Regions from separate parts of the Homo sapiens genome. Here region 1 is linked to region 2. The links are chromatin loops, found by intact Hi-C in ENCODE. Cell type or tissue: IMR-90. All regions are shown on one strand. Links, peaks and the distances in the headings refer to the core of each region. The heading gives the core; the rest is flanking DNA.

Region 1 (9,321 bases), core at 1-8,000, 84 kb before region 2:
TTCCCGTACACCAAGGTAAGAACCCGGGATACAGAAAGCCCTCTGTCTTTGCGATAAGGCAGGGGTCTAATTGAGCTAACACAAGCCGCCTACAGACGGTTAAACTAAAAGAGCACCCTGTAACACATGCCCACTGGGGCTTCAGCTGTAAACATTCACACCTAGACACTGCTGTGGGGTCAGAGCCTCACAATCTGCCCGTCTGTATGCCCCTATAGAGGTTTGAGCAGCAGGACACTGAAGAAGCGAGCCACACCCCCATCACACGCCCTGCAAGGGCGACAAGGGAACTTTTCCTGTTTCAGTAGTAGACCGTAAAATAAATGATCCTCAGTTTTTCCAGCATCCTCTCCAATTTTTCATTCTTTTAAATCATTATACACAGGGCAGAGATATTTAGTGTTACTGATAAATCAAAGGAACTATTTGTAAAAGTATTTTTATTTAAATTTAGAATGCATTACACAATTTTGTTTGGCAAAATGTTTCTGTTCCTAAGTAGAGCTTACTTATAACTAGCAATACTTCAGGAGGATTTTCCAGACTTAGATTTTAAAACTTAGGGTGTGGCCAGGCCTAGTGGCTCATGTCCATAATCCTGGCACTTTGGGAGGCTGAGGTGGGTGGATGGCTTGAGCCCAAGAGTTTGAGACCAGCCTGGGCAACATAGCGAGATTCCTGTCTCTATTAAAAAAAAAATTAAAAAAAGGTGACTGTGTATCAGCTGTGGTTAACTCATGTAAGCTTCCTAAGCCATGCTTTTCTCATCTATAAAATGGAGATAATAATAGTATTCTTTCTTATTTTACAAAGCTTTGTGAATGAGGTAGGAGATGTGGGAGAATGGTGTAATACCAGGCAAATTAAATAAAATTCTCTTATTCTAATTTGCCATTCCCAAGTACCTATAATTGATGTCAAGGAGGCAGTCCAGAAACATACAAGGCAGTAAAAAGAAATCAATTTGATCAATTTGAGACACAGAAATTTCCACAGGAAGAATAAAGAGTTGGCCCAATACCTATAATGCATTTGAAAGTAATCACTTAGAATTTCCTTGAATATATTAAATGAGAATTAAAAATAATGTTTTTAGTTTACTTGGAGCTGCCTGAAATTTGGTTTGAATGCTTATAAAGATGGTGCATGGCAGGACTGTGAGATTTCTGGATGTCTTAAAAACAACACCCTTAAGTCTTAACAAGGGGAAAGCCTCAAATGGAATCTTAAGTGATGTTGCAAATAGAGCCTTTGTGTGTTTGTGTTTGTGTATGTGTGTGTGTTGGAGGTGGGTGGAGGAGTTTCAGACCGCTGCAGGCTCTCTTATTTCCTCTAAACTTCATGGCTTTCAATTTATCAGTCTCAGAAGGATGAAGAGTTGAGTCCCTCCTGATAGCATTTGAAGCTGTGGTTCCACAGAGGATTTAATGCTGTAGTTGCAGGGAGTCTAGGTATTTCAATTCTGAGGCTTAAAAAACTAAGCCATCCCCTCCGGCTTTTGCACTGATGCTGTGAAATCCATTTGAGAAACATGTCCATGTTTTGCTACTTGTTCAAAGCTGTAAGCCTGACTTGGCATTGAAATGATAATTTCTTTTTCAAAACTCCCCACTGAACTATTACCTAGGTTATCTAAATATAGGCTATTTACTTGATTGGCATTTGCTCCTGTCAGTTTCATAAACTGTAAGTAATGATTTTTGCTGATGTTAGAGCATTGTGGTACTGTGTTTCTAATTTAAATCAATGTCTACATTAATCTGGGAACATTTGATGTTACTACCTGATTGTACATTCTGGATGTAATTAGAGTCATTATACAGAAATAAGTGTCATCCTCTTATTCTCTAAATGAGAAAAGAGAGCATTCTTCTCTTCTGAAATAATTTTTCTGGGTCATGCCCCCAAAACCATTTGTCAAATCAATAGCAGATTCTAATCACAAACTTTTTTGACTTTTTAACCTTTAAAAGTCATCTTAGTGACTTATAAAGACCAAGATTGTGCAGTAGAATGTGGGCCTATTAAGTTATTTCTTATCAAAATAAATTATGTACAACATATTTTCAATGTGTAATTGTAATACTGGGCCACTGCTGTGATATAGTTTTCATAACAAGGACATAGTAGACTATTAAACATGGTGGATCTTGCTTTTTGTGACAGTTGTTTATAACATTATGATGTCATCATAAATGTGATCCATTACAATAGTAAAGCCTTAGGGCAACAGAGTAGATGTCAGGATGTCTTCCTACCACTTAAAAAATGACTTTGACATTGTTAAGGTAGTGTGACAGATGATTTCAATAAAGAAATTCAACAATAAAAGCAAACTTCTAAACTAACAGTGACTTACAGGAAGTACATTATGCATTTAAAATGATATCTACTTGTCGATCATGACAATGAGTATTAGAAAACTATCCAAATAATGAACACATGTATCCTGTGTGTAGCTACACAAATAGTCTGTTAATTCTCAATCATTCATATAAAAATATGAAAGGAAAGATTTTCACATAACATAGCTTATTTTTTTCATTTTTTAGAAACACTTTTGTGTCCTTCAAATATCTCTGAAATACTCTAGCTCTTGTTGAAAATCACCAGCCTCTTAACATTTTGATATGTATCTGTTTGGTGAAAAATCTTGGTATTATACACACTGTTGTAGAACCTGCTTTTTTATTTAATATCTCTTTGACCTCTGCATATCATTAAAATTTATGCTTTTTAAAAACCTTCATTGTGCAATGTAAATACAGTAAAGGACATAAAATGTAAATAAATAGATTAAATAATTTTGTAGAAAATGAACAGCTATGTAATCACCACTTATATAAACAAACAGAATATTGTCAGTACCCCAGAAAACCGCTAAGGACCTCTATAACATGTTCTCTGAAGATTTAAAAAAATTTTATTTAATTTTTTATTTTTATAGATACGGGGTATAAGTGTAGTTGTGTTATATGTATATATTGAGTAACGGTGACGTCTGGGCTTTTAGTGTACCCATCACCCAAACAGGATACATTGCACCCAAAAGGTAGTATTTCATTCCTCACCCCCTCCTTCCCTCCTACCTTTTGGAGTCTTCTGTTATTCCACTCTAAATGTCTGTGTGTACTCATTGTTTAGCTCCCACTTACGAATGAAAACATCCAGTTTTTTACTTTCTGTTTCTGAGTTATTTCACTAAGGATAATGGCCTTCGGTTCCATTAACATTGCTGCAAACGACATGATTTCATTCATTTTTATGGATGAGTAGTATTCCATGGTGTGTGTGTGTATATATACATATATCACATTTTTAATCCAGTTGTTTGCTGATGGACATTTAGGTTGATTCCATGACTTTGCTATTGTGAATAGTGTTGTGATAAACATTTGAGTGCAGGTGTCTTTTTGATAAAATGCTTTCTTTCCCTTTGGTTAGATACCCAGTAGTGGGATTGCTGGATCGAAGGGTAGATCTATTTTTAGTTCTTTGAGAAATCTCCATGCTGTTTTCCATAGAGATTATACTAATTTACATTCCCACCAACTGTGTATAAGTGTTTCTTTTTCTACACATCCTTGCCAACATCTGCTGTTTCTTGCTTTTTTAGTAATAGCCATTCTGACTGGTATGAGATGGTATCTCATTGTGGTTTTAAATTGCATTTTTCTGATGATTACTGATGCTGAACATTTTTTTCATATGGTTGTTTGCCACTTGTATGTCTTCTTTTGAAAAATATGTGTTCATGTCTTTGCCTACTCTTTAATGGGGTTATTTGTTGTTTTTGTCATTGTATTGTTTGATTTCTTCCTAAATTCTGGATATTAGTCCTTTGCCAGATGCATTGTTTCCAAATATTTTCTCCCATTCTGAAGGTTGTGTGTTTACTCTGTTGATTACTTCTTTTGCTGTGCAGAAGCCTTTAGGTTTAATGAAGTCCCATTAGTCTATTTTTGGTTTTGTCACATTTCCTTTTGAGGACCTAGTGATAAGTTCTTTGCCTAGACCAATGTCCAAAAGAGTTTTTCCTAGATTTTATGATTTTATTCTAGAATTTTTATAGTTTCAGGTCTTACATTTAAGTTGAAGACTTTATTTCTTAAGAACAATTTTTGGTTCACAGCAAAATTGAGCAGAAAGTACAAAATATACCCCTGCCCCCACACATGATAGCCTTCCCACCAGAGTGGCACATTTGTTACACTTGATGAACAAATTCTACACATCATTATCATTCCACATCCATAGTTCATATTTTTTTTTTTTTGAGACGGAATCTTGCTGTGTTGCCCAGGCTGGAGTGCAGTGGCGCCATCTCGGCTCACTGCAAGCTCCGCCTCCTGGGTTCACGCCATCCTCCTGCCTCAGCCGCCCGAGTAGCTGGGACTACAGGCACCCACCACCAGGCCCAGCTAATTTTTTGTATTTTTAGTAGAGACAGGGTTTCACTGCGTTAGCGGTGGTCTTGATCTCGTGACCTCATGGCACATTTGTTACAGTTGATGAACAAATTGTACACATCATTATCATTCCACATCCATAATTCATATTAAGGTTCACACTTGGTATTATACATTCTGTGGGTTTGACAAATGTATACTGGCATATATTCCATTAGAGTATTGCAAGAATCCTCTACTCCATCTATTCATCCCTCCCTCCCCTCTAACTCATGGCAACCAACTGACCTTTTTACTGTCTCCATGGTTTTTGCCTTTTCTGGAAGGTCATTTAGTTGGAATTGTGCAGTATGGAGACTTTTTTAGATTGGCTTCTTTCACTTTGTAATACGCATTTAAGGTTCCTCCATGTCTTTTCATGGCTTGATAGCTCATTTTATTTAAGCGCTGAATAATATTCCATTGTCTGGATGTATCACAGTTTATTCATTCTCCTACTGAAGGACATCTTGGCTGCTTCCAAGTTTTGGGAATTATGAATAAAGCTGCTGTAAACATCCATGTGCACCTGGGTGTGGTGGTGCATGTCTGTAATCCTAGTTACTGGGAAGGCTGAGGCATGAGGATTGCTTGAGGCCAGGAGTTAGAGACCAGCCTGAGCAATGCAGCTAGACTCTGTTTCTAAAAAAAAATTTTTTTAAGTTAACTTTGTGGTGGCAACTGCTGCCTGTAGTCCCAGCTATTAAATGGAAGGCTGAGGCAGGAGGATTGCTCAAGCTCAGTGTTTCAAAACTAGAATGAGCTGTTTGCACCACGGCCCTCCAGCCTGGGGCAACACAGTGAGACCTTGTCTCTGAAAAAAAATTCCATGTGCAGATACAATGTAATTTTAAAGGATGTATAAAATCTATTTATGATGCACAGAAATTACTTAACCATTGATTTCTGTTGCTGTAAAAATTTTTGGCTTTGTATACGAAGAATTTTTTCAGAATTAATCTGTCAGATACTATGTTGAGTTTATATGATAGTCAGTAGCAATTAAAATAGCATCACGCTAGATCATGAGTGAAGGTCAGTATTAGGAATTCAGGACTCTGACAAAGCAGAGTTAGCGCTGTCTGTTACTAACACTAAGGTTTCTCAAGAGGGCAGATTTAGAGATTAAGCAGTTCTCCAAATTCAGGACAAATTCAGGGAGTCAGGTGGTTTGAGAGAATGGTATCATAAGAACTCTGATATGAGGAAGCCCCTCATATCAGAGGGGCTTGAGACAGTGTCTTGCTCTGTTGCCCAGGCTGGAATGCAGTGGTCCAATCTTGGCTCAAGATTGAGAGGATTGGCAGTGCATCCTCTGCCTCTTGGGTTCAAGCAACCCTTCCACCTCACCCTCCTGAGCAGCTGGAATCCCAGGCATGGGCCACCACACCCAGCTAATGTAGCTTCTGTGGAAGAGGCTTTTTGATCCTCCTATCATCTTTATAATTTTCTACTAACCACAGAATTGGGTAGCTGTGAAACCACTAACTTTTAATTGCACCCAGAGCTCTGAGGACACTCAGTAGTTTAGGTTCCCTTATTACTGGATGGCCCTTAGAATAAAGGCACAGCTTAAAAATGTTTTTTTTTAATGCCAGGTCTCGCTGTGTTTCCCAGGCTGGGTGCAGTGGCTATTCAAAGGTACAATGATAGCTCACTGCAGCCTGGAACTCCTGGACTCAAGCGATCCTCCTGCCTCAGCTGCGACTAACAGGTATGTACCACCGCACCCAACTCATAAATCATTAAACCCCTTGAATTTCATAGGTTTAGAGTTATGATCATGGTAACTCTGCAATTTTGTATTAGCTTTAAGTGCTTTCGGTTGCAAATAACAGAAAACTTAATGGTGATTTAAAGCGACAAGGCTTTACTTTTTTGCACCTAATAAGAAAGTTGCTGGCATTGGTTCAGTAGCTCTAAACTGTGAGAACTTACTTGCTGCTTTGTTTTCACAAGACAGCTACTGTTGCTCCAGACATACATCCACATTCAAGCTGGGGAAAAGGACAAGGACCTGGTATCAGCCACATCTTTCCCTTTTCATCCAGAAAGCAAAAGCCTTCTCAGACACTCCCAGTAGAATACTGCTTTATTCTCATCATCAGAACGATGCCACCTGGCCTTTTCAATGAAGTCTCCAGTACTCAACAATATTGCTTTCTTTTTTTCAAAAAATTTTGAAGGATCTGGATTTCGCTTCCGGATCAACATAGTATACAGTGGGGCCGGGAGCAGTGGCTCACGCCTGTAATCCCAGCACTTTGTGAGGCCAGACCAGGCAGATCACTTGAGGCCAGGAGTTCGAGACCAGCATGGCCAACATGGCGAAACCCGTGTCTTCTAAAAATACAAAAAATTAGCTGGGTATGGTGGTGCATGCCAGTAATCACAGCTACTCAGGAGGCTGAAGCAGGAGAATTGCTTCAGCCTCTCCCCTCCCCACCCCTCCTCTCCCCGCCTCTCCTTTCCTCTCCTCTCCTCTCCCTTTTCTTTTCAAAAGTATTTATTGGCTGCCATGTGTCAGAGGTTGCCGTGAGCTCAGATCAGGCCACTGCACTCCAGTGTAGGCAATAGAACGAGACTATGTTTCAAAAAACAAACAAAAAAGCCCCCAAACCCCACATGGTATATAATGGGAATAGCACATGCAGAAACAGAAGCTCAGATACTTAGGTGAGCTTGAAAATTTAAGACCTATGTAAATGTCTAGAAACGTTTTAAAGGACTTTGGACTTCAGAAGAGAATAAATTCAGAGTCTAAACCTATCTTATTTAGATCTCAAGGACCAAAGAAGCCTCATTCAACATCAGAATTATGACTGTGGTGCTCAAGGAGAGATAGAAAGGAAAATGACAGTTCTCCATCTGGGAGAAAAAGATGGTTATTTTTCAGAATAAGAGATTAAAGGAACATGGGGGATTAATGCCTGCTAATCTTGATCTTCTCTAAGAGTAGTAAAAATCACCTGCCAAGATTACAACAGATTTGAAATCGAATTGGTGACTAGAAATTGGTGAAGCATTTTAAAAGATTTATTATGGAAAGTCTTATGAAGATGGGCAATAACTGAACAAAAAAGATTGTGAAACATGAATGGGGGTCCATTTGAATCAAGTAGCCTAACATTGCTGAATCCTAGTTAATCACAGTCTTTTGCCTTTCTTCAGTATCATTTTAAAACACCTAAGTTATAACACTAAAAGTGAGGGTTATCCCTTACTGTAGAGGGAGTCTAGTTGGTTGATGGGAAATCTATTGGTATTGCTGATAATGACAAAGTGCAGGCTGGAGTTGGAAAATAAGGAGTTTGTAATAAATGATAACAGCCCTTTTCATATACCACTAACATTGTATTCTAGGCTTCAAAGGTAGGTTCAACCACAAATTGAAGAGGGTGTCTTGCAATATAAGGGTGACTTAGCCTTAGAAACCCTAACAATTGTTGCTTTTCATTTGCCTTCCTTTTTTCCTTACTTCTTTTTCCCTCCCTGCCTCTTCCTTCCTCCCTTCTCTTTTACTTTTTCCTCTCCCCTTCCCTACTCTCCCCTCCCCTCCCCTCCCCTGCTCTCCCCTCCCCTCCCCTGCTCTCCCCTCCCCTCCCTTCCTCTGCTCTCCTCTCCTTTCCCTTTTCTTTTCACAAGTATTTATTGGTTGCCTACCATGTATCAGGCATGTTTTTAGGTGTTGTGGATATAGTAGTGAATAAAACAGACAAAATTCCTACTCTGATGGAACTTACCTAAGCTACTAAACAAATGCATAGTAAGAGTTTAGAACTCATGGAGGAAATTGAAGCAGCATAATGGAATTGCTGAGGTGCGATGCTCATGGTGAGGTGATGAGAAGTGGATTTTTTTTGTTTTGTTGTTTTTTTATTTTTGTTGTCGTTGTTTTTGTTTGAGATGAAGTTTTGCTCTTATAGCCCAGGCTGGAGTACAGTGGCACGATCTCGGCTCACTGCAACCTCTGCCTCCCTGGTTCATGCGATTCTTCTGCCTCAGCCTACTGAGTAGCTGGGATTACAGGCGCCCACCACCATGCCTGACTAATTTTTATAGTTTTAGTAGAGACAGGGTTTCGCCATGTTGGCCAGGCTGGACTGGAACTCCTGACCACAGGTGATCCGCCCGCCCTGGCCTCCCAGAATGCTGGGATTACAGGCGTGAGCCACCGCCTGGCCAAGAAGTGGTTTTGAAGGAAGAACCTACAGGGCTTGGTGATGGCTTGGATATGTGGTGTAGAGTAGAGTAAGTGAAGCACCGAACTTTACCTAGTTATGTTGAACAATGTGACTGGACATAGTTTAGGATGAGGAATACATTTTCGGCCTTGGGTACAGAGTGACCTTGGAGTTGATTTAATGAATGTAGTACTCTAGCAGCTTTCTGAGCCTTATGAGACTGAAATCTATATTGTTCACAGTGGACTCAGGAAAATACTCACAGAAGTGATTGCTGGTATTGAGAGAGTAGCTTCATGAAAGTAGGAGTAGGACTCTCCTGCTTGATTATGATATCTTCCTCCAAAGAGGAGAGCCATATCCCTGACTGACCAAGCGTTAATGTTTAAGTCATCTGGAATAAGAAGAAAAGCTGAGGAATGTTAGAGGAAGACACTCCTTATATTTCCTTTCATGTCGAGGGTATTCAGTGAACCACTGTCTTTCTATTCCTTTGCTTTGAGTGGCTTCTTTGATTGATAAATTTTGAAAGACAAAACCGGGCATGCCAGCCTCATCTTTGACCTTGTTCCTGTTGATCCGGAGCTGCTTACAGGGACTGTGTTCTTTGCCTCTGCTTTGTCTTGCCTTGCTGCGTAAATCTGGGGTTGAATGCTAGGAAGTCCATTTGACTCTCGAAGCAAGGGATG
Region 2 (11,250 bases), core at 1,861-9,860:
ATATTACAGTGTATGTATATCCAAAATATGTGTCTATAGAAATGTATACTATATACATATTATATATACAAATATACACATATATACTTATATGTGTGTATATATGTGAATAGACTATTTACATGTATATATACAAATATGTTATATACACATTATATACTATATATATTTATACACATATTTAAACACATGCATGTATGTGGATAGAGAGATAGCGAGATAGAAAGATAGATATAAAGAGAGAAAGGGAAAGAGAGTGATCCAAGCTCTGATTTAAATTTAGAGTTGGGGGAAAAAAGAACTCTCAAAGAAAATAGAGATTGAAGAATAAGAGAGACAGAAGGACGTCTTACAAAGTAAGGAAAGAAAGATTTTAGTATAGAATTTGTTGTTAAAGTCTTCAGCATCTTCAGTGGTCATATCAGGATCTGCTATTATTTTCCATCTCTGATTCCCTACTCCAGTCATGTGTTCACTTTTGCCTCTACCAGTAGCCTCAGAGATGAGTTCCTGCTCTTGGCAAAAAACACTGAAAAGCACCCTTTGCCCCAGCTGTGGATCACTGGGTTTTGCTAGCAGCGAATCCTCAGATGCTGGCTTTTAACACCCTGGGAAACAACATTTAGCTGTATATGCAGTCTGCCGCCTGACATTTTTTGAACTTATTCTATCTTTCCTGATTCTAATCGGGTCTTTGGTTTTGGTGCCCATCTGGCATATGAACACTATGCTTGCCTAAAATTTTTGATGGATAGGTTTGTTTTATCCTCGGGATGTATTGTCTGAGACTGACATCATCTAGCCTCTGGGGCTCCTTAAAATTTTGCCATGTATTCTGGAGCACTGATTACCTATTTGATCCTTGTGTTTGTTCAACGCTTATGGCCTGGCATGAAATACAGAGAATGGGGAGTAAAACGAATAATTAAATTTTCCCTGAAGAACATTAACAATGCAATTTCCAGAAATTGGAGGGGTTAGAAGCACTGAGAAACTTTTGATTTGTCACACATTCTAGATAATCTAAATATGAAAATTAGAACATAAAAAGCAATATCGTATTTTTCTATACAGAAGAGCTGCAAGAAGTAAAGGGTAATTTGCTGCATTTGTAGTGGGAGCAAAAAGGTATGTAATGAAAACCTTCTTTTAGAAGCTCCAAAGTAGAGAATGGGTGTAGCCAATTGCCAACAGGGAACACAAAATTGATTGTGGCTTGTCAAATTGGAGGCATATAATGCATGATGTAGTAGCGACTGCACAAGTCTCCCTCATTGTAAAACCTGATCACACTCCTCATGTAATCTATATTTAAATCTTTTGGGAATCATGACACAAATATGCCCACCCCCAATTGTTAAATTGTCAACTTACACTGAGCATACTCTAGCTGTCAGACTGATCCGTGGGCGCCAGCTGACCTAGAAAGCAGGACACAGAGAGCCGCGCTTGAAGTTGAGAATTAAACTGAGGGCTGGACTGAAAAGAGTATATGAAACCAAGGTGGACCAAGAAGTCAGAGGTGTAAAGCAGTAGAAGGTCAAGGCTATGTAATTTCTCAAAAGCCAAAGACTACATGCAGTTGTAGGCCAAGCTGGGGCAGTCTGCAAAACAGGCAAGTCATAAGGGAGGAGGGGACAATGAAGCAGAGACAGGCGTGACGCAGGCAGAGTTCCTCATTCACTCCTCACTCTTGCAAGAGCCAAAATTTGATATCTGGGCAGGCATGAGGGCAGCCCAAGCCTTAGGGCCTCAGGGCAGGCACGAGGGCGTCAGGTCTTCGGCAGTCTGATCTACTTCAGTCTCAGATGAATGTGAACAGGAATATAATACCTGACCCAGTCAGCCAGGCATTTGATACAAAAATGAATTGAACAAAAATTAATTAACCTTCATTTCTATTGAGGTTTTGTAGCAATATCTCATATGAAAATATCTACTCTCCTTAGGTATAACTTACTTTTCTTAGTATTCCTAGAAATAGGAAAATTTCTTCTTATATTTAAAGTGAAGGCATATTAGTTAAAGTAACTAATTTAATTCGTCATGTGCTTAAATGTCAAGTACTTTATATTGCTTACTTTTTCCATTCTCTGAGTTTGGCTTCTTATCCTCACATTAGGATGAGAGCTATTCACTTGTTTTTTTCAAAGTTATATCACTAGTAATGGTAGATTCTTGGAAGACCTGTGGTTTTGAGTTCTCTCTCCTAAAGAATGTATATATGAAGTATGTATTTATATGAATACTCTCTATGTAGTTTGTATATTTCTTTTTTTTTTCTTTCTTTTTTTGAGACGGAGTCTCGCTCTGTCGCCCAGGCTGGAGTGCAGTGGCGTGATCTCAGCTCACTGCAAGCTCCGCCTCCCAGGTTCACGCCATTCTCCTGCCTCAGCCTCCCGAGTAGCTTGGACTACAGGCGCCCGCCACTACGCCCAGCTAATTTTTTGTATATTTAGTATAGACGGGGTTTCACCATGTTAGCCAGGATGGTCTCGATCTCCTGACCTTGTAATCCAACCTCCTCCCCGGCTTCCCAAAGTGCTGGGATTACAGGCATGAGCCACGGCGCCTGGCCAGTTTGTATATTTCAAACTTCAAATTTCCAAGCCTGTGTTCAAATGATCTTGACAAAGGAAAGTTAATTTACCACTTAATTGTGGCTTGATCAACACTTTTAAGGCAGCTGCTATCAAAAGAGTGGCTATTGTTTCATATATGAAATAGTCAGAAATTAGATTATGCATAGACATGGAAATGGGAAAGGAGCAGAACATAACCTGTATCCTGTATGAACTTTAATTCCTAACCTTTAATTGGACCTATAGGGAAAAAACATTCTCTTTCCACTGGCATAACTTGGAAGGATGTAATTGTGGAGCATCCAAGGGCCATGAGATGAGAACTGATCTCTGTATCCTAATTCAGTGACAGAAAAATAACCCTTAAATCATGAATTACTGGCTGCTGTAAATGAAGGTGATTAGAGGTTCCTCTGGTTGGGGAAGGGATGAAGAAATGTACCCCGTAAATTGTCACAGGTAACACCATACACCACTCTGACCATCACAAACAGCTACTTGAATTACTGAGCAACCGCCCAACTCATCCTTTCAAAGCGGACCCTCACACTGGCTCAGTAAAAGAAATCATTTGCCTGCTTAAAGATGATCTGGAGATAAATTGTTGCAGGTCTCTCCATGATATTGTTGCAATTACAGCTCAGACTCACAATAGAATATACAGTACTTGTTGTGAGAGACAATGACTCTTGTTCCTTTAGGTATCCTTATTTGTTGTTAACAGTTGCCAATTGTGATCTTCCTCTGATAATCTCAAGCCATAGAACATTTGGGAGGGGTGACCAGGCTTCCTTGGTTCAGTCAAACTGGACCTATCTTACATTTTACTAGATAGAATATCATATATATATATATATATATATATATATTTTTTTTTTTTTTTTGCCTGTGTCTGCACTCCTGTTGTGTTATTCTGAAATGGGTTTGTCTACATTGGCTAGTGGAAAAAATAGCACAAGGAGATGTTTGCTTAAATTAACATCTCTCCTTCTGCCCTGTCCCTCTCTATCCCACATTCCATCTGCACAGTAGAATGACAAAGCAATGCAACCATTCATAGTACCAAAAGATTTTGTTGAAGATATTTGCATATAGAAAGTCCTAGTCATTCTCATATGAAGAGGACAGAACAAAACTCAATATATCTTTTATTATAAATTACATTAGCAATTGTGGTAATTCGTATTTCTTTGGAATGCTTATATCTTGTGGCAACAGTTATCTGAAGGGAAAAAGGATGCATATACATCCTGGTTTTTCTTGCAATTGTTAGACTTATTCCACAACATTTATGGCACCAACATTTATGCCTCATTATCATTATTCTACTTTTCTGCCTCTTTAATAGCAACTGAACTCTGAGGAAAGAAATGATTTCAGGATCCTTTTGGCCCTTTCTTAACACTGAACCTCAATGTTTGAAAATAAATTTTTAAAATGTATATTCTGGATTTTAATGATAAATCTTGAAATATCTGTCCACTGTCTTCATTTCAGCATTCAAATCCTTCAGTGTTATCTTTTCTTTTTTTTTTAATGCAAAGCTAATATGGTTTCTCTTAATTTTTTAGAAAAATTAACTAAAATTTTGGCATTGCTTTATCATCTTGGCTTATTGTGTACCCTCTCTCATTGGAAGTTAGCCTCTTTTTATTATATTAATAGGCAGACATTAAAATGTGGTTGTTTTTTCAATGAATGAATAGACTTTCAGCTGTTCCCTTTCCCACATGAGCTTACAGTAAAGAAGTTCCCACTTGCTTCTTGCAAATATGTTTCTACTTGCCATTTTTAAATTACTGTTGCCTTTGGATGTGGGAGAATGTCTTCCTTTGTCAAAATGGCAATAGGAGGCACAAGTGACAATCCCTTTTCCTTAAGATTTGGGACTGCACAAAGCTGTCAGTTTTTAAAATGACACTGTGCCACAGCCTTTCTCTAAGGTGGTGCCTTTCATTTTTGACTCCTGCTGTTCTTGACAGTTGAAATGGCAGCAGGAGGTAGAAACTAAAGTAAGTTCTCTTGGCATTTGCCCTTAGGTAGAAATTAATAATTGAAGAAGCAGCCCTGTGTTTAAAAACAGTTAGTGTCAGATGTCACGCAATGGAATGTGACCAATCCCCTAATGAGATGACCCAAACTGTCCATAATTTTCCAGAGATAGACTTAATTCTCACACTTGCTTGCAATGTTCATCTGTGTTCTTATACTTAAAGAACATTTAATATGTTCTAGAATATTATGTTCTACTTCAAGAACTATGCCAAAAATTCCAACTGGATTTTTCACTAAACCCTAAATTACTTGTCTACTTTGAATTTGCTAAATTGTGCATTGTATTTTTTTTTACTCTGTGTTTCTAATTGCTGATGAATTAATATTCACATTTTTGCCCCCACTCCCATTTTTCACATTTTTAAATGTAATAGCCTTATCTGATATCAAATACCTCTACTGATTCAACCTAAGTACTAATTGCACATTTTTACAGATTTATTATAACTGTATGGACTCTTCTAGCTTAGTAGTTTATGTGTTGCTGGATTTTATTGTATCCCTTCTTTGTCTGATACAGTCTAGTTCTGCACCATCAGCTGGTTTGTATATAATATTTGCAATTCCTTTCTTTGTGGCTGGATGCTCTATTCCCAGGGCTTGGGATCTGGACATACAATAGAATTTAAATGATCCTCTTCCAAACCCCACTTTGGTAGTTGAATTCCCATATTCAGCTCTGGGAATAAGCCAGGGCACTTAGCTATGTGGTTATGTATGAGATATACATTCCGTTTTTTTGCTCAATAAATTTTCACATCAGTTGCTCTGGTACCTGCAAATTGCCTTAGCATGTACTTTAAACTCTTGCACAATCTCCCTTTCCTTGCCTGAGCTGATGTATATTGATTTATTTATCACTTCCTTAACTTCATTTTATAATCTTTTTAGCTCTCCCAAATGCCTCTTTCTCAAATTTGATTACTTCTTGTTTTTCTTATTTATCTATTTTGGTCCATTTTATTCAGGGTATTTTCCTTACTAGTTGAGCCTTCCGATTCTTGGGCAAGATTAGTTGCCCTTTAATAATTGCCATTTTTGGGATTTTGTATAGTTATTGATTACATATATTTAATTTCATATACTTTGAGTCAGCTTCCAACGTTTGTTTTCTTTAAACTGTTTACCCATTAAATGTTACCTTAGTGATAATTGATTGTAGTCAGTATTTCAGCTGGTCCGCTGTATATTTCTAATCTGTCATTCACGTTACTACTGAATAAGTTGGATGCTGTTCCATTTTTACCATTTCATGTTAAGAAACAATATTTTCCCCACACCCACAAATTACTCACTAATTTTTATTTTTACCACTAGACATATTATCTCTGATATTTTGGTTCATAGGAATACACTGATACATTTACTCACTTCATTAAAATGTTCCTCATTGTCTATGTTTTTCTTTGTGTGTGTTTATATTTGTTTATATATAAGGAAAGGCTATCTCACTATTTGTTCTAACACAGGAGTTCCAAAACTTGGTTATGTATCAGAATCACATGAGGAGCTTTGAAAAATACAGATTCCCTAGGATTTACTTCGAACTTGCAGATTTGAATTTCCTGATAAAGGTCCCAAGAACCTATATTTGAATAAGCCTCCACTGAGAATCTTTGGCAAGTCAGTCTTCTGATAGGCATTTGGAAACCAATACTAAATATTTCTCCATTTGAAATTGACCCAAGTCCCACAGACAGGTTGTGAGTTTTTCTTTTTGTTTTAATAAACATAGAAATTGACCCTTCTGGTCTTAAAGCTTGAAACTCACCAGGTCCAGACAATGAGATACCAGGCCCCTCAAAAGGTATTGAAGAACTGAAACTCACCAGATTATCACATCCAGACAATGAGACATCAGGCCCCTTATTCATCATGATTGCCTCCTTACTCCTCCCTTGTTCCTGTTTTCCCACACATAGTTACATTTCTTCCCTGCTATAAAACCCCTAATTTTAGTCAGAGAGTTGGATTTGAGACTGACCTCCCATCTCCTTGGCTGTGGCACCAGATGGAAGCCTTCTTCCTCGGCAGTAACTGCTGTCTCAGTAATTGGCTTTCTGTGTGGCGAGCAGCAGGACCCAGACCGAACCCCTGGTGTTTAGTTAACACATTCGGGACTAATTGTGTTTAAATACTTGGGGTAAATGAAATAATACAGATGACAAAGCTACATATATTTATGAGGAGCTCTATTTTGATCATCTATTTGGTTTTCAGTCTGGTGTCTAGGACTTCTTCGAGGGCTGGAACTTACTTCAGCTTGTTCACCCATGAATTCCCTAGACCTTGACTCCTTCCTGACACATGGGAGTGCGCCATCCATGTTTGCTAAATATAGAGACTGTCTGACCCATTATCAATGGGCATGGCTTCATGAGTGTCTATCAGGACATGTTTGAAGGCAGTTCTTTGAAAAATAATATATCATTAAAAGAAAGAAACACCTCTCTGGAGAAGCAGGAGGGAGTAGGGAGAAAACATGAGCGAGGAAATGGGTAGAAAAACAGGCAAATGTTGGAAGCATGCAGAAAATGATTTTGAAAGCATCAAAAGTTGACGTATAACAGCCACCTTTCTTTTAAGGTCATTTATAGAAAATATCTCAGTGTATTGAATGTTTCACTGTTACAACAGGATAGTGTTACTCCTGGTCATATCGTTTAGTCTGTTGCCCACAAAAATGGAATTTTGAAATAAAAACAGACATCCTTCAGAAGAATTTTTAATTTTATTTTCTGTTTCCTGAGAGAGAAACAAAGTAATAGAAGATACATTGCAGAAAAAAAAAACCACATTGTAACATAAGAAAATTTATTTTCCTAGTTTCTACAGCGATAAATGAAGATTTGTGTATGTGTGTGTGTTTATTTCTTCAACTTCATGTTCTTCCTAGGCAGATCAAAGGCAATCTTTTCAAGATTTGTATATTTTAGCATGAAATTAGTGCATAGACTCTGATTTATCAGGAAACATTTATTTCTAATCACTGAATAACAACAAATGAATAACTAAGAACTCTCATTAGAACACTGACTGAAAATGAGTTAATCTATCCCAATTTCAGAGTTTTAGTATCTTTCATTCCAACCTTAGCTACAGTTTGCACTCTGGTGTCATATGTGTGCTGCACAGGGTTTCTTAAAGCTACAGAGAAATCACTGCAAGAAAGCTGTGCTTCCTAGCTGCATCTTTATAAACAGTTATTATCTTACCCAGAAGTGGGCCAGATAGTAAAATTGCAAAACAGGGTGTATTAGTCCATTTTCATACTGCTATGAAGAAATACCCGAGATTGGGTAATTCATCAAGAAAAAGAGGTTTAACAGACGCATAGTCCACATGCCTGGGGAGGCCTCACAATCATGGTGGAAGGTGAAGGAGGAGCAAAGGCACGTCCTACATGATGGCAGGCAAGAGAGTGTGTGCAGGGGAACTGCCCTTTATAAAACCATCAGGTCTCATGAGACTTATTCACTATCATGAGAACATGGGAAAAACCTGCCCCAGTGATTCAGTTACCTCTCACTGGGTCCCACCCACAACACGTGAAGATTATGGGCGCTATAATTCAATATGAGATTTGGGTGGGGACACAGACAAACTATATCACAGGGGAGGTGTAATCAAGAGGTTCTCCCACCCATTGTTAAACTTCCTTATTATTAAACTTGTAACCAGTGAAATGTGAGCAGATGTGATATATATGCTACTGGTAGGAGCTTTAAGAATGTGTGTGGCTTGCGGCCAGGCGTGGTGGCCCACGCCTGTAATCCCAGCACTTTGGGAGGCCAAGGTGGGCAGATCATGAGGTCAGGAGTTTGAGACAAGTCTGGCCACAATAGTGAAACCCCGTCTCTACTAAAAGTACAAAAAAATTAGCTGGGTGTGGTGGTGTGCGCCTATAATCCCAGCTACTAGGGAGGCTGAGGCAGGAGAATTGCTTGAACCTGGGAGACAGAGGTTGCAGTGAGTCGAGATTGTGCCATTGCCCTCCAGCCTGGTCGACAGTGTGAGACTCTGTCTCAAAAAAAAAAAAAAAAAAAGAATGTGTGTGGTTTGCTATTTTTTCTCCCTCTGCTGGAATGATCAGCAATGTTGTAGAGAGTGGCTACTCTGCCAACTGGGATCCAGGAATGAGGAAGATGTGGAATTTTGATCCAGCCAACCTGTAATAAATGTGAAGTAAGAGAAAGTAATAAACGATTCTTTAAACCTGCTGAGACTTGGGGCCTGTTGGTTGCTGCCTCACTTCTTAGATCATTCTGATGAATACAAGAGGTATATAATAATTGGGCAATTCACTAGTTGATAATGCAGAATGTTTCAATGGGTTTATAGTTATTCATGGATATAGATTTTACCCAAGGTTTAATATTTATGGAAAAATTTACATAATATCAACATTTAAAAAAGAAAGGTAATATTAAAACATATTTAATAACTACAAAATATAGAATTATTGAAAATTAAATTCAAGGACCCATAAATGTACACAATTATATGTCAATTAAAAATAATATCTCTTTAAATTTAAAAAAAGCCTATTTCTGTCAGTTCATCAAACTTATTCTCCATCCAGTTTTGTTCCCTTGCTGGTGAGGAGTTGTGATCCTTTGAGGGAGAAGAGGTGTTCTGTTTTTTGGAATTTTCAGCCTTTTTGCACTGGTTTTTCCTCATCTTCGTGGATTGATTTACCTTTGGTCTTTGATGTTGGTGACCTTTGGATGGGGTTTTTGTGTGGACGTCCTTTTGTTGATGATGCTATTACTTTCTGAGGTGTCTGTCGATCCCTTCTGGGAGGTGTCTCCCTAGTCAGGAGGCACGGGCATCAGACACCCACTTTGGGAGGCTGTCTGTCCCTTAGCAGAGCTCAAGCGCTGTGCTGGGAGATCTGCTGCTCTCTTCAGAGCCAGCAGGCAGGAACATTTAAGTCTGCTGAAGCTGCGACCACAGCCACCCCTTCCCCTGGGTACTCTGTCCCAGGGAGATGAGAGTTTTATCTGTAAGTCCCTGACTGGGGCTGCTGCCTTTCTTTCAGACATGCCCTGCCCAGAGAGGAGGAATCTAGAGAGGCAGTCTGGCCACAGTGGCTTTGCCAAGCTGTGGTGGGCTCTGCCCAGTCCGAACTTTCCAGAGGCTTTGTTTACACTGTGAGGGGAAAAACGCCTACTCAAGCGTCAGTAATTGTGGACGCCTCTCCCCCACCAAGATGGAGTGTCCCAGGTCAACTTCAGGCTGCTGTGCTGCCAGTGGGAATTTCAAGCCAGTAGATCTTAGTTTGCTGGGCTCCATGGGGGTGGGATCCACTGAGCTAGACCACTTGGCTCCCTGGCTTTAGCCCCCTTTTCAGGGGAGTGAACGGTTCCGTCTCCCTGGCATTCCAGGCACCACTGGGGTACAAAAAAGAAAAAAAAAAAACCTCCTGCAGCTAGCTCAGGGTCTGCCCAAATGGCTGCCCAGTTCTGTGCTTGAAACCCAGGGCTGTGGTGGTGTAGGCACCTGAGGAAATCTCCTGGTCTGCGGGTTGCGAAGACTGTGGAAAAAGTGTAGTATCTGGGCCGGAATGCCCATGATACCTAGCCATGGCTTCCCTTGGCTAGGGGAGGGAATTCACCAACCCCTTGAGCTTCCCGGGTGAGGCAGTGCCACATCCTGCTTTGGCTCACCCTCTGTGGGCTGCACCCACTGTCTAACCAGTCCCAATGAGAGGAGCCAGGTACCTCAGTTGGAAATGCAGAAATCACCCACCTTCTGCGTTGATCTCGCTGGGAGCTGCAGACCAGAGCTGTTCCTATTTGGCAAATCAAAACCACAATGAGATACCATCTCACGCCAGCCAGTTAGAATGTCGATCATTAGGCTGGGTGCAGTGGCTCACACCTGTAATCTCAGCACTTTGGGAGGCTGAGGCAGGAGGATTACGAGGTCAGGAGATTGAGACCATCCTGGCTAACACAGTGAAACCCTGTCTCTATAAAAATACAAAAAAGTAGCCGGGCATGGTGGCGGACGCCTGTAGTCCCAGCTACTCAGGCTGAAGCAGGAGAATGGCGTGAACCCGGGAGGCAGAGCTTGCAGTGAGCCGAGGTCACACCATTGCATTCCAGCCTGGGCGACGGAGACTCCATCTCAAAAAAAAAAAAAAAAAGCAATCATTAAAAAGTCAGGAAACAACAGATACTAGAGAGGATGTGGAGAAACAAAAATGCTTTTACACTGTTGGTAGGAGTGTAAATTAGTTCAACCATTGTGGAAGACAGTGTGGTGATTCCTCAGGGATCTAGAACCAGAAATACCATTTGACCCAGCAATCCTATTACTGGGTATATACCCAAAGGATTAAAAATCATTCTACTATAAAGACACATGCACATGTATGTTTATTGCAGCACTATTCACAATAGCAAAGACTTGGAACCAACCCAAACACCCATCAAGGATAGGCTGGATAAAGAAAATGTGGCACATATACACCATTGAATACTATGCAGCCATAAAAACCTATGAGTTCATGCCCTTTGCAGGGACATGAATGAAGCTGGAAACCATCATTCTCAGCAAACTAACACAGGAACAGAAAACCAAACACCTCATGTTCTCACTCATAAGT

What was found. Peaks named below come from ENCODE experiments on the same cell type or tissue, not always from the same donor. Only the 100,000 strongest peaks of a DNase experiment are listed, where the experiment ranks them.
Region 1: a loop joins it to region 2, with 3 times the contacts of the local background. A loop is called at or near these places in 5 of 110 quality-filtered maps.

The regions. Positions count from the first base shown.
Region 1 is chr4:177,445,429-177,454,749 of GRCh38, forward strand. It overlaps AGA-DT (AGA divergent transcript), which reads left to right. Exons shown (of 4, transcript NR_183779.1): 1 at 1-15. Among named protein-coding and RNA genes, the nearest start is that of AGA-DT, 5.1 kb to the left of the region's middle. In IMR-90, for the core only: no CTCF peak of the experiment used is centred there; a DNase peak (open chromatin) is centred at 3,613; H3K27ac peaks cover 143 bases.
Region 2 is chr4:177,527,120-177,538,369 of GRCh38, forward strand. The region is part of intron 1 of AGA-DT (AGA divergent transcript); the gene reads left to right. Among named protein-coding and RNA genes, the nearest start is that of AGA-DT, 88 kb to the left of the region's middle. In IMR-90, for the core only: no CTCF peak of the experiment used is centred there; no DNase peak of the experiment used is centred there.